Linked DNA regions of Homo sapiens: all the other regions are linked to region 2. The links are chromatin loops, found by intact Hi-C in ENCODE. Cell type or tissue: IMR-90. All regions are shown on one strand.

The links. Hi-C counts contacts between places; a loop is a spot of excess contacts. Peaks named below come from ENCODE experiments on the same cell type or tissue, not always from the same donor. Only the 100,000 strongest peaks of a DNase experiment are listed, where the experiment ranks them.
Region 1: a loop joins it to region 2, with 2.1 times the contacts of the local background. A loop is called at or near these places in 2 of 110 quality-filtered maps.
Region 3: it touches region 2 in a loop (4-fold over the local background); 11 of 110 quality-filtered maps call a loop at or near these places.

What each region holds. Positions count from the first base shown.
Region 1 is chr21:27,211,600-27,216,599 of GRCh38, forward strand. All of the region lies in intron 2 of LOC102724355 (a long non-coding RNA gene), which reads right to left. The region is part of intron 2 of LOC105372759 (a long non-coding RNA gene); the gene reads left to right. Among named protein-coding and RNA genes, the nearest start is that of ADAMTS5, 250 kb to the left of the region's middle. In IMR-90, a CTCF peak has its summit at 1,948; no DNase peak of the experiment used is centred here.
Region 2 is chr21:27,562,318-27,567,317 of GRCh38, forward strand. No RefSeq gene overlaps it. Among named protein-coding and RNA genes, the nearest start is that of LINC01673, 74 kb to the right of the region's middle. In IMR-90, a CTCF peak has its summit at 2,541 (motif pointing left); a DNase peak (open chromatin) is centred at 2,574; H3K27ac peaks cover 138 bases.
Region 3 is chr21:26,959,773-26,964,772 of GRCh38, forward strand. All of the region lies in intron 1 of ADAMTS5 (ADAM metallopeptidase with thrombospondin type 1 motif 5), which reads right to left. Among named protein-coding and RNA genes, the nearest start is that of ADAMTS5, 4.8 kb to the right of the region's middle. In IMR-90, a CTCF peak has its summit at 2,114 (motif pointing left); no DNase peak of the experiment used is centred here; H3K4me3 peaks cover 968 bases; H3K27ac peaks cover 506 bases.

The DNA.
Region 1 (5,000 bases), 350 kb before region 2:
ATGAGATCTGCTGGTTTAAAAGTGGCAGTTTCCGCTGCCCTCTCTCTCTCTCTCCTGCTTCACCGTGTTAAGACATGCCTCGCTTCCCCCCTTGCCTTCCACCGTGATTGTAAGTTTCCTGAGGCCTCCCTAGCCATGAAGAACTGTGAATCAATTAAACTTTTTCTTTATAAATCTCCCAGTCTCAGGTATGTCTTTATAGCAGTGTGAAAATGGACTAATACACAAGGGCTGCCCTAACACCTTGACTCACTAAATATATCCATCTTAGAGTCTTCTATGTAGGAATACTGTCTTCATTGTAGATACCAGGCCTACAATAATACCATGGATTTTGTTACTCTGCCAGTGGAAGCAGGATCTCCTCCCCACACCTACCTTAAAATGAAATACTCGTGACACTTATACATATCATGGTGGTCTGTAACTGGAGAGATTTTCTTATAGTCAAATGTGTTTTCTAAACAGGTCAAACATTTAAGATACTAATATTGCCTCCCAAATTTTCAGCTCTTCACTGAATTTTAGCCTTGTAGTTCTTTCTCTTTCTGTTTTACATGAAGCAGGTTTGCTCTTTTATTTTCCTTTTTGCTACTGGATTTTTAAACAAAAGTCAGTAAAAGTTAACTGAGAATATTTTAACACTTTTTCTGGGAAGAGGTGCAGTCAGGCATAAGATTGTTAAAACATTTTGTAGCTTTGGCTTCACTCATTAAAATGTGTAGTATGAAGAATAAGCCTAGGGATTTTGTAATGAAATTATTTGATATATTCATGCTGTGTTTCATTATTCATAACAAAAAATATATCATCAGTGTGTCTTGAATTTTCTCTCTGATTCTCCACTTCTTTTTCCTTAAAGGAGAGAGAAGACCTCATTGCACAACCATTTCAGATGTGAATGTAGATATTAGAGTGGTACATCTGTTTCATGCATTAGGGAGCTTCTCTTGGGTCTATAAATAAGATCTCCACCGGTTCCATTAAATCCCAAAGTATGAATGGGCTTTTTTATGTCAAGTATGAACGAAATAGCATTTCCTTGGGTGTGGTAGGGAACACTGATACACTCTTGGAGCTGAACATGCTAGCAGATTTCCTATCTATGCCATTGGCTCTGATTTTTCTCCCTTTGGAACAAGAGTTAGAAGCCAAGAGTTAGATTCTCTTTTCTTCCTGGAAATTCTCTTTATAACAGAATTGAAGTGGTTATTTGCAATTTATATGGAATACAAATGTGCATGTGTGTGTGTAAATATACGTTTTATTGGTAAAACAATCTGTTGGCTAAAAGAGTTTTAATGAGCTGTTGAAGTTGGGGATTAGTGCAAAATTCTTTTTAGGCATAGAAATCATAGAAGATATTTTATTTTTCAAACATTTCTAAATGATTTTTTGGCTAAAAGATTTAAAAGGTCCCTGGAAAATAATTTTCAAAGTAGCATTAAACACATTAGAATGGGTTTGCAAATTCATTTCTCTATATTTCCTTCTCTGAATTTTTCTACATTTTGTTTCTTTATATTTTAATGGAGCTACATGATTTAAAAAGCAGAATTCAAAATATTTTGGTCTTGATTCATATTTTACTAGTTATAATGGTAAAATTTTCATTTTACTCCCTGAATAAATAAATAGTATCCAACTTAAAATATAAACTTGAAGATTATCATTAGGATTTAGATAACATTGTCTGCATTGCGAACATAATAAGCATATTTCTATGAGAAAGTTCAGAACTAATGAGATCCACTAAAGATAAAGTCATATTTACTTTCTCCTCAGCAGATAATGCTTCCTAATGAATCCAAGCTATCTATTTCTTGTTATTGCTAGATTTATGTCTTAGCAATGAGATGCATTGACTCCAGGATTCCAGGTCTCTGAGAAAGCTTTGGAAAGGGGCTTCTTGAGCTTATTGTTACTTCAAGCCACTGAATCTTACTCCCTCTTGTGGGCTCCTAGAGGTGCTAGAAAGAGTTATGCATGGTAGATATAGAAGGTATATAAATGATCATTACATTCCCAAAAGCTTCCTCTATTAAAAAAGAAAACATATTTTTCTTCCACAAAATAGGATATGTGCATTTCACACCCACCCTTCACTATTATTCAACTGATTATAACAAACCAGTATTTTACATAGAAAGTATACTTGGCTTCACTGGTTGGAGGAATTTTTGTATGCTTTGGTCTTTCCAGGTCCTTAGTACAACTGGATCTTCAGAGGATCAAAGAAAAGCTCTCATTTAGTATCATTTCACCTTTGAAAGAACATTCTATTTTTCTTTATGGTAATTCAAATCAAATAATGTTTAATTGATGTGTTATATTTCAATTCCATAGTTATATTATGTAAGGCTACGCAAATGTTGTTTTCACTGAATATTTGTGTTGTATTCTTTCTTATGTAATAGCTAATGTTTTCTTAACAAAATGACAAGTCCATATATAATAATGCCACTAAACACCTAAGGATTAAACAGCACTAGTAGTTAAAATAATGATGAATATTTGGCAGACAATAAGGGAAAAATGAAGCCACATTCTAGAAACAAATATATCTGTTTGTCATGGTGAATGCTATGAGTTTGTATTGAACTTTTCAGTGCCAAAACCAAAAGACAAATCTCTGTTCTTTAATTGAAACTGAGCTGTATTGAAGGCAATGATTAGTTAATGACCGGGTCCCCAGATGCAACTATCAATAGAGTATGAAGCAATTAAGAGAAATATCAGGATTTATAGAAAGTGTCAATATTCCATGAAATGTCACTCAATTGTATATTTCTGGGAGGTCAGACACTTAATTCCTTTCACATATGGTGCATTTTATCTGTGTTGAATTTTTAGTGCACCAGATACAAATGGAGTTAGCTTGCATTAACGTGGCTCCTTAAATATTATTACTCAGCATGACTACATGATAAAAACTAATCTTTCTTTTTACTAAGCATATGGGCTTTTTTCTATGGAAAGCAGCTGTGGCTAATTCAGTCACATCTAAGAGTAACTCCCACCTGTCAAAAGTATTTGAATCCATTTATTCTTCCATAATTAGAACATTCTATTGACTTTTTGCTATCTAAAGCAGGGCATAGTTCCGCTTTTATGAAACCTAAGTTATTAAAATTATAGTTTAATGTGTTATCATTATAATTTTGTATCCACCAAATACAAGGAAAACAATTCGAGAAAAAATAAAATTATTTCATGAAAAGCAGTTACTACTTACTTTATACAAATACAAACGTGTATTATGTTTGTGCAAGCATGTAAGTTTATGTTTGTCAATTAGCATGCAAATGAATTTCTTCAAAAATGATTTAAAAATTATTAAAATCCATAAGCACTGCCTCCATTGAACCATGCAAAATGAGGGGCAGATGTGTATGGCACAAATCTAGGGCCAGACAAGTGGCTTCCATGAGGTACTTTCAGAATTTGGGAAGTTCAATGCAAATAGATTCACTTCCCATGAGCCAGTGCCTCTTACATACATCACTGGTCCAGGGTGGATGGTTGAAAAATTCTTTATCTTTACATCTGAAGACTTGGAGTCCCGTGTCCCAAGGTCAGGGGATAGTAGAAATTCAAATGCAAATATGCATATATAAAATCTATCTTTCTCACTTATACACTTCTCAGGCAGTTATTACCCTTTGGTGAGATTTCCCAGACTGTCCTCTCACAGCTCTGTATCTCTTTCTGCCCATGAGGTTTGGGGTGGGAGTGGAGAAGGAATGAGAAAGTAGAAAACTGATATGGGATTTTAGCAGCACGGTGGGGTAATGAGTGGATGTGTATTAAAATGTCCCTCTATAAGTGAACAAGCTTCAGGTCATTTCTGCCTGACTAATGAGAGCTCAATAGGATCTCCCACAATCTCACCCCCTATTGCTGCCTTGAGACAGTACCTTGTCCTTTGTGTAGGATAATGTGTGGGCAGCTTTACCATAATAGATGTCATTCAAAGGAGGGACAACCAAAAGCTGAATGCTGCCTGCGTTGCAGTCTTGGTTTAGTTTCCTAAACCCTTCACCAGAGGAAAACAATAGTGTAAATGACTAACTTCCGTGACTAGCATAGAAGTATATTTAACAGATATGTGTTGGATGTATAGTTCATTCATATACTAATAACTGACAATAGTTCTCGAAGACCTAGAGTTTATTTATCATTATTGCAAGCCCTGTGGAGAATACAAATGAAATAAAGAACAAGCCAACAAGCCTTGATTATGGCTACAGAGTTTGACTTATACATATTGTGGCCCAGTACATTCATTTCAATCCTGAGTGTGTTTAAAAAAAAAAATCCCATGGCAATCCTACCTTTGCTTTTTTTTTTTTTTTTTGGAAAAAGAACAAACTACAACTAATAAATAGAGGAATGTCATTTCAAAAGAGTTATAATAAACCATTTCCTAATAAGATACATGAGTAATTTATTATTTTCTTTATAAGCAAAAAGAAGTTTAAATAACTGAATTTTAATTTTAAAATAGTGCCTTATAAACTTTAAAATAACTAGTAATTTTCCTCCATTCCTTTACAATATACTACAAGATGTCTAAGTAATTCACATTCATAGACAAGTCACCACTGAAGAAGTGCTATCATATAGCAATTGAGGAGTGTTAGCTATATCTCACCATTAACAATGGGGACAGTCTGATTCTACTTTAATCTACAACACATACTTATTTTTTAAATCTACATCTTTGAAATTTTATGTCAAAACTACATGGATGAACATGTATAGTTTTATACACTATAGGTTGTAGGGTTGACCAAATAATTCACAGCAAGAAAAATTGGTATTATTGAAAATAAGCTATTACTTATAATGTAAAAGCAAAAATTGCTGCAATCAATAAGTAACCACAATCAATTTAAGTTAACACGGAATGCACTGATAGCATATGATGTTTTTAAAATAGAGTAATTCCAACTATTCTTTCTACACAAAGCCTGTATGGCAGTCAGAAGTCTTAGAAG
Region 2 (5,000 bases):
AAGTGTGAAAGTTAGAAGTCTGAAATGGACCTCATTGTTTTAAAAATTGAGGAATCAATAGGACGGTGTTTCTTTCTGGATCTTCTAGGACAGAAATGATTTCCTTGACTTTTCCAGCTTCTTGAGGCTGCCCACATTCCTTGGCTCATAGAGGTCTTCCATCGCCAAAGCCAACAACGGCCTTTCAAGTCTTCCACTTGTTGCATCACTCTGATACTGAATCTTCTGTCTCCCTCCAAATTTAAGAAACTTTCTGATTATATTGGGACTATGTGGGTAATCCCGGATAATTTCTCCATATTAAGGTTGCTAGCATAGTCACAGATTCCAGAGACTGAGAGGTGAACATCTTCGGGAAGCCGTTATTCTGCCCATCAAAGTATGTGCTCTGGTCCTGAAGATTCAAATTCAATCTACATGCAAAATACATCCACCTGTCTCATCATCCCCAAGAGTCTCAGTACCTTACAGAATCAACTCGAAGTTCCAAACATCTTTTACTTCTTATCAACTCTACTATATGGAGAAGATTTTTGGAAGTAAAGGATGTGTGAAATTATTTGTATATTTTAATTATTTAATTGCATGTATTTGATAACAATTTAAATGACAACAATTTTGGTCAATGTAAAAGAAATGTTTAGTTTAAGTCTCAAAACTGATGTTACGAACATTGTTATGTTCATAAATGAGGGTAACAGACTAAAAATAGCGAGTACACTCTATTAGTATCTCCTGTGGACATTAGTATCTCATGTGGATCAATTGGGAAATCATTATTCCTACAATAAATTTTCAGAAATAAATCTGAAAATAAATCATGAGTTGTATCACATCATCAGTGTGCACATTTATGGAAATGTAATAGAATGGCCATAGAATATAGGTTATGCTTATAGAATTCTACTCCAGGAACTGGAAAATTTACAGCTGCCTAAACTTATCACTGAACTCAAGAAATAACCCCTTCAGATATTTTCCATGAAGCTTTACTCAGAGTTTACCACAGGGCTTAAAAGACTACTGAAACTACACTTGGAGGCCTTAATATTTTTGAAAGAAGGAACATTTTATAACCAGAAAATTAAAAATAATATTATTAAATTTGTGATCAATCTATAGACATTTACTTATGGCAGAAGGGTTGCTTGGGAAAATGATTTATCTTCCATCATCGCATATTAATAAGAAACCAGAAAATAGCTTCCTTCTGCCAATCTTGACTGCTAATGATAATTACAATAATTTGTCTGGTCCCAGTTGTGGGAGGAACGCCATGATTTCTTGTAACTCTCTGTGCAATGTCATCAGCTCTCTTAAAAACCCTGAAACTTGTGTGCTATTTCACTTTTCACATTCTTTTCCTTACCCAAAATTACTATAGCAGAGCTAGGTTTCGACCTCCAGTTTTTCTAATTCAAAATCCTATACATTTTTTTTCACTTGTCTCAACTTGAAAAAAACAGCAATGGTAGATGTTTTCCAGGGAAACTGGCATTTGTAGATATTGCAGCCAATTTGTGTGTGTGTGTGTGATGTTACATGTCCATTCACAAGTGGACACAGTTCATGTTTTCACTCAGATGCCCATCTTTAACTCTTTATCCAACTTCAATTGCCTTGCCTGTCTCTTTACATTTTAATTGATCAGTAAATACAACCAATTCTGATTTTGAAAATTGCCTCAGCCTTTTCAGGTCTTCATTTCCTCTGTTATAGAGGAATATCATAGAGGTAAAGTGCTAGTTTCCTAACAACATATTAAAGCTACATACAGTCAACATGACTTGTTGATATTGACCTTGGTCACCTAGTTAAGGTGGTGTTAGGTTTTTCCACTGTAAATTTACTATTTTTCAACTCTTTCCATATTGCACCCTTTGGAAGAAAGTCACTATTAACAGCTCATACTGAAGAAGTGAGTTGTTTTGATTATTTGGTATTCTTCTACAAGGCAGATTTGTTTCTTCTCTACTACCTATTCAATTGTGTATTGATATCTGTATGGACTCAGACATTGATTTTATAATTTGGACCATAATCCAATGCTACTTTGTTTGCTTTGTTGCCCAAATTGTTCTAGCTATGGACACTTGGAGCTTTTTCAGTTTGTTCCTCGGACCCTTTGACATGCCCCCATCATTGTGGGTTTTCTTTTCTTCCTTTTTTTTTTAGGACTTTCTGGCATTATAAGATATAGCCCTAGATTCAACTTGCATATTTCATCTATTTTTAAGTTATTAAATAGCATTTACTTTGTGATCCCATTTGGGGAAATACATGGAATTCAGATGCATGTATTATAATATGGAATAATATCAAACATTAATAGTGGTTATGCTATCTCCGGGTAATCGTACTATTAGTGATTTAGTTTTTCTCTTTATGAATCTTTATTTTTATTATGACATATTACTTGTGTTAGAAATCAATAATATTGGATGATCAGAAAGGAAATAAAAATATTCTGAAGGCAATAATAACTTATTTATAAATCAGTGAAGCCTGTGTCTCTAGACTGACAGGACATGAGGCAATTTTAGAGTGGCAGGTGCCCTCTACTGGTCAGCTGCTCAAACCCTCTATAGACTAAGAGCTGCATCCTTAAAAACAAAAGCCCACCATTTTCTTAGCACTGATATCTCAGGAGGTAAAAAAGTACTTGGGCTTTTGCTAGAGATTACATAGCTACATATCTGAGGGGTCACTACGTGAACTTAAAAATTGACTCCTATAAATGTGAAGTCTGTACTGTGGATTGTGAATTAGAAATGGATATGTGTGAGAACAGGCCTAGAAAAATATCACACATGCTGACTTGCCAATGTTGGACCTCTTGAGTCTAATCTACAAAAAAATCTCCTTGGATGAGAATATTTTGTTCATGACCTCTCTGCTGAGAATGTGACCATGTCTGCTACAGAGCTTAAATAAATAATGCTGAGACTATTCATTACAAAGCTCCCAAGGAGAAAAAAAAAGCAATTTATTTTATGTACTACCTTAATTAAGTTTAAACTGCCTAGTGTGAATTTTTGATGAAGAACAAAGATATAATAAGTGATTTTGCCTAGGGAAGCTCATGTGCTGAGTCAATACTTATTGAGCACAGTTCTCTTTTATATTAGATGCTGCTCTAAGAAGCTGCGTGCAATACAGCATCAGATGTTGCAGAGCTCTGCATATGGGGGGCTTGCACTTGTGAGCAGAAACAAACAATAGGCAATAAACTTGATAAATGAGTAAATGACTTGATTGGTAGCAGGCATAAAGAAAACCACAGTGTATTAAGGGCCACTGGGAGGAGTAGGGGTGGAGATGCAGCCAGCTTGCTGTACTAAGAGAAGAGACAGAGTAGGCCTCTTTAAGAAGGTGATGTTTGAGCAAACTAGCAATACATAAACAAATAAACCTTAAAATTCTTTTTTTTAAATTCTGAGAGTCATCTTTTATATAACAAACTGTAGTTATTTCTAATTCCTCCTAGGATAAAATGAAAAAAATTTAAGGAGGCCTCCAGGGCTTTGTAGATTCCAGCCTCAGCTTGGTTCTCCAGCCCATTTTTAACTAGCCCCTCTTTTTGTTTACTCTGTTTCAAGCATATTGATTTTTGTTTGTTTGTTTTACTTATTTTCTTTAATGACCAAAGCCATTCCCAACTCTGAATCTAAACACCTTTTTCCTCTGCCGGGATTCTGCCCTTGCCACCATTCCTACCCTTTAACTCTCAATTGAAATACCATTACCTCAATAAAACCTTTTCCGGGTCACACCAACCATCTCAAACTAACAACTCCCTGAATTTCACCTTCCAATGTTACCATGGTTATATTTAAATTCCTACGTAGTGAATTTTGTCTTCTCCCAGCCTCTAGCCACACTCTACTCCTGGACCGGAAGCATTTTGAGATCAGGGGCTTCATCTTGACTGTCTTCCCAGCACTTCGTATGGTAGCTCATAGTAGTCGCTTAATGGATATTTGTTGAACAAATGAGTCAAACTTTTTGTTTAGTTCCCTGCTGCCCCATATGGATAACCTTGATTATCTGAACATTTAGGGGAAATCTCATGGAGGCACCCTTTTATAGTACAGAATTTCCCTCATGCCTTCTTTGCTACGAGGTAAATTTAAATCATGGGTGCAAGGAGTCAGACATGACAGAGGCAGAGATTCTTGATTCAACAAGTATGTATGTCTATTTTCTCTTAGAAGCTCAAACTTTTGTATGTTCCACACTTTATATCACGCACAATGATGGAATTATGGGAAAGTGAAACATCGTAGTTTTGATTATAGTGGTGATTAATTTGGCACCGGTCTCAAAGCCGAAAAGAGAAAGGGGGAGAAGAATGGGGAGAGTCCCTGAACAGCTGATCTATGCTGCCAAAAGACGCAGCTTCTCAAATTACTTGGAGGAGCCAGAGATCCCTTAAATAAAAGGAGAGGTGTCTAGGTTTGTGCATTTAAAGAGACATATTCCTTTAAAGCAAATTTTTCAGCGCTGACTACACATTAGAATCACTAGGAAAGATTTTATGAATACAGGATATACAAGTCATACCCTAGGTCAATTATATCAGAATCCCTAGGGCCAAGACCTAGGTATTGATGGTTTTTAAAAATTTCTCAGGTGTTTCTAATATACAACCAAGGTTGAGGATTACTGATTTAGATAAAAGCAATTTACTCTGTTAATATGCAAATATCTCTAGATGAGGATATATATATATATATGTAAACAGTTTAAATATAATACACGTAATACTTATAAATAAATTAAATAGAAATTAAATAAAATGAAATATCAGATTCTTTCTAGTTTACCTGGTCAGTAAGAAAATGTTTTTGATGAGGCTAGACAGGGCGCTAGTGGGGGAGAGAAAGTTCTGGAGCACTCTTTCTCAATTGGGTAGTGAATGGCTGGGAAGGATTAGGAAAAGTTCTAGGATATTAGTAATCTAAAAGAAAACAGGGCAGAGTATGGAGGGGATGTGGACA
Region 3 (5,000 bases), 600 kb before region 2:
TAGCCACTGTAAGTCACTGTAGTTGTCCTCTATTTCTCATTTTTTTCTACTATTATTTCCTGCCTGAATTATAACCCGAGACTTCTAACTGGTCCCTTTTCCTCCTGTAACTTCCTTATCTATATGCTCAAGTCAGTCACCTTCTTAGAGCACAGATCTTATTAGATTCCTCCAGTCCTTCATGTCAGCCTTAGCCTGGCATTCAAAACCTGGCACACTACAGCCTCAGTCTTTCTGTCTGCCTCCACTGTACCTTCCTGCTCCATTCTGTCCACTATTTTGTGCATATCTCATGAATATTTTGGCCTCTGAAGCTCAGCCCAAGACATTCCTTCTGCTACAAAGAATTTTTACTCACATCCACCTCTTCCTAACATTTCTTGACCCAATCTATGCCTCTCAATTCCTAATGCCACTGCTTTAGTTTAGACCACCTTGAGCCTCCTCTTGAAGATTTCTGAAACAGCCTGCTCACCCAGGATCCAGTCCACTACTTAGACCAGAAGGTTCATTTCAGAACACACCTCTGATCATTGCTGTCTTCCTACTAATGTTCTTTTCAATGATTGCCATTGCACTTAATTTACAATTAAAACTTGTCAGCATGGTGGAGTAGACTGAATTGTGTCCTCTCCAAACTCATCTATTTGGAGATAGGGCCTACAAGGAGGTAAATGAGGTTAAATGAGGTCATGAGGACAGGACTCTAATCAGATAGGGTTAGTGTCCTTAGAAGAAGTGATACCCAAGAGTGTTCACTCTGTTTCTACTTGCAGGCAGTGGGAAGGCTTTGTGAGTACACAGTGAGAGGGTGGCCATTTATAGGACAGGAAGAGAGCCCTCACTAGAAATCAAATTGGCTGGAGCCTTGGTCTTGGACTTTCTGGACTCCAGAACTGTGAGAAGACATACTTCGGTGGTTAAATCCACCCATTGTACAATATTCTGTTACGGTGGCCTGAGCAGACTAGCAGACATAGTGTATAGTTTTGTTTTTCCATAGTTGGGTTGTTATTATCTTCTCCAAACTAATCTATTACCATTTCCCATTGAACATGATGGTTTGCTGATGTCTGCAATGCCTATCTCCTCCTTACGTATCTGGCTAACTCCCACTCTTTCTTCAAAATTGAACTCAGATGGAGTGAGCAATCTTCTAATGCACTTCCATAATACCTTACAAATACATCTACTGTAAGAGCCATCATGCTGTGCAGCAATGACCATTTCCCTGTCTGTTTCCAGGAATAGATTCTTAAGAAAGGGGCTACTTTTTAAATCTCTGAATCCCTCCTTGCCTACGAGGAGCATATTAAAGGTTTGAATAAATTAGTGATAATGCTTTTAGTTTAGAGAGCACTAGACAGGACTGTCTTCTCTGTCTGCCATTTGTTAGCTGTTAGTCTAAGAAGTTTATCTTTGTTTCTCTTCACATGAATTCTGTCAAGATAATTACACAATGGTTACAGATTGTTGAAATGATTAATTGTAAAATAGTTTGTGGCCATGGATAGTACATAAGAAATGCTCAATAGCAGCTGGCTGAATCTAAATCCAATCTATCCATCCTTTGAGGACCAATTCAATTCTACATTTGCAATGAGACCTACAGAAAGGTCCATAGGCAGAATTAACTGTTACCTTCCTTTTCCTTTCACAGACTTTGTTTATATCTCAGTATGGGATTTATCAGAGTTTTCCTAACAGTAGTGTGATTTCCACGTGTATCTGTTTCCACTCTGCTGGGGATACGCCTAGTGGGCAGGGAGCAGGTATTTCTACCTCGCTGCCTTAAACTGCCTACATGAGTCTCACACATAGGAGGTGCATGTAGGCAGATACTGCACAGATTTTAGATTTTTCATAATATCCCTCACAGTTTATTGTAAAAATGTTAATTAGAGCTGCTTAGTCTGCTACCAGTCTCCCCACTTCTGAGTTATTTATCCTTTTATTGATTAGGATTGACCTATAGGCTCTGATTCCTTGACAAGGGTTCACTTTTGACTTTAAATGAGATTTCAGCTCAAATATGTGACTGAATTAGTCCAGGCAGCAAGCCAATAAGAAAAAGCCCATCCCTCTCCCTCTTCCAAACTTCTGGTCTTCCTCTACTGCCCCCTGTTGTCAGAATCAAGCCAGGAGCCACGTGGTAAAGGAGAAATGCCGTGTGGGGAGACCCGGTCCCAGCAATCTAAGGCAGAATGTACAGAGTTTTAGCTGAGACAGTGATCTATCAACTGGCATATTGATAGTTAATGAAAGGGAATTATCTTTTTATATTGCACAATCTCTTAGTTGGTTCGATTTTAATTCAGTGTTTCAATCTATGAAAGAGTAAGGTTTTTGCTGCTTTCATGAAGGGGTGGAGGGATATTAAACAATTTCCTATTTTGTTATCAAGCAGGTAGGCTTTTGTTTCTAAAGAGCAAATGGTCTAAAAAAAAACGACTGTAAGAGTTTGTCTTTGAAGAAATTATCTTGAAATAAAAGAGGACGTCCAGAACAAGGAAAGGATTCTGGAAAGCAAAGCTAAATCCTGGGGAGATTGGATTTCTACTGTTTGATGGCAGAAGTGGTGTGAATTCCAGCATTAGTGCCATTTCAGAATGAAAACAGCTTTTATGCCAGGAAATTGACTGGTGCTAACTCTCTCTAATTAGAATAGTACTGGAGTGCTGGGTACAGTCCTGACAGTGAAGTGTGATCGTTTGATAAATGAGTTACTAGCTCTATTCTGCTGACTTCCAGATGCAACTTTCAAGGTGGCCTCAGCTAGTAAACAGAGGTAGAAAACATATCCTCGTACATTCGCTTCATGCCTAAAAAACAAGCAATTTAGGAGAAGACATCTGGACCTAAATTTGAGCAGGACTCAGAGCCCATCAAAACATGGATTTCATAGCTTGGCGTCTGGCTGCTAAGCAACGCACTTCTTACATTCAAAACAGAGTTGTAAAAGTAGAATCTTGGTGCCAACTCTGGGTATTTCTCATTGAAAAGGAAATAGCTCTGAAAGCTTTTCTTTGGGCCTTAAGATAATCTGATTTTCATGAGATGGAAGACCTCAGATCATCTCTCCTCCAGACTTCTTTTTTTTTTTCATGCTCTGAAGTATTAGGCAAAGTTCACTTTGCATTGTGAAATACTCTCAAATGAATGCTGCATAAATGCCTTGAAATTTTTTTCAACCCCCTAATTAGTAACACTCTTTTAAATTGGGCGCATCTATTGAAAATACACATGCATTTCAAATATTTGCTTCTTGTGAAGTTAGATGTGTATACTACAGGGCCAACCACAAATGAAATTTGTTTTCCTAAAAGTATGCTTCTGCTTGGCAAGGAGACCAGAGAGGGCCCATGTGAAATATTTTCCATGTGTAGACTAGTTTGAAAAATGCATGTCCTTATAATACTGACAAAAATTAAGATGGACCATTAATTTATTTGTCCCTTGCTTTGTATCTATTTAAAATATGCTGTTAAGTTTCAGACTTTGGAAAAATAGGGACAGTTAACTATCCAAACAAAAAACAAATTCGGAAAAAGTAATCGACAAATCATTGAGAATCACTGAGTAGTTTCCTGTTTTCTGGGAAACAATTAGGAATGTTATGGGGCAGGAGGTAGGAAGTAACAGACCTTCTATTAATTTTTATTTATTTTAAAATTATGAAATGTGGATTTGTGTTTAAAAATGAAAGTGAACTACTAAAATGACCCACTCCTTGGCGCAGTATGCTTACAAAAGTATTTCTTCCTCTTCCTTTAGAGAACCTCCTTCCATAAACTCTCCAAAGCCTCCTTCTTGGCATCCTCTTGTGATGTAGCAGAGCAAGGAACCCCAGACACGGAAAGTTGCTTACCAAAAAAAAAAAAAAAAAAAAAAAAAAAAAAAAAAAAAAAAAAAAAAGAGCTTGGAAACCTAACAAGAAATGGATAGTTTTACAGAACTTCATTTTGCAGAGAAGGCTACAAATGAATGTTCTACCGCTTCAAAGACTAATGTTGTGCAGAGGAATTAAAGGATGGCTTCCAGAAAATCACTTAATGAGGAAAAAAATGTTTTCCATTGTGCACAGCACTGCGCGCTGCTTGGCTCTCCCTAAACTGCCGCCCTCCAGCATCTTTGTTTACATGTGGTTTACATTAATGTCCACCCTATGAACCACAAGTGTTTCTCTACTCCAAATTTATCAACACTTTTCCTTCATACCAGGGGTGCCTTAGTAAAAATAGAAGAATTAGGTAGCGAAGCTGTGTGATTCTAAAGTCTGCAATCCATCATTTAATTTCCTATCCTTGTTCTGTTTGCTTCATTTCATACCATGATTTTACATAATACTTCAAAGTTTGTAATCCTTAATCTATTCTGGATGGGTCTCAAATACTTAAAGAATGAGCTTTAGAAGTCAATTCTTACCAGGCATTTAAGAGGCACAACTTAAAACTGCCAATCAGAGTCGAGTTGTGACAACTGAGGCTTAGAACTATGCGCAAGCCAGGCCCCAAACCAACCCAGACTTTTTGTGTAAATGTCACACTAACGTAGTGGTCAAATACTGTGTAAATAGATACTGCGTTCCTCCCTGAGCCTCTGAGCCTTAAAGATCCATTTCTTTGCTTCCCCATAACCATCTTTCTTAAAAGGGGGAAATGCTGGGAAAACATTTCTTCCTTCTGTCTTGACTCTTCGCCCAGATCTTCTGCACTGGGGCTTCGGAAACATATTCATCCAAAACCCAAACACGCAAACGGGATGTGACCCTCCCTAGGCGGCGGAGTTGGCCTGGGCAGTGCTTGCGACGCACTGGTCGACTAAGCAAAGGAGTTGTTAAGGAACCTCACAAGTTTGTCCTCTCATCTGATTGGGTCTCTGTACCCTGCTGGCCCGCCCACATTCCTTCCTTCCCAGGAACTGAGATTCCAAGGTGGACATGTAAGAACTCCATTAGGAATCCAACCTGGAAAAAGAGTCCTTGAGAAAGTTTTCTCATC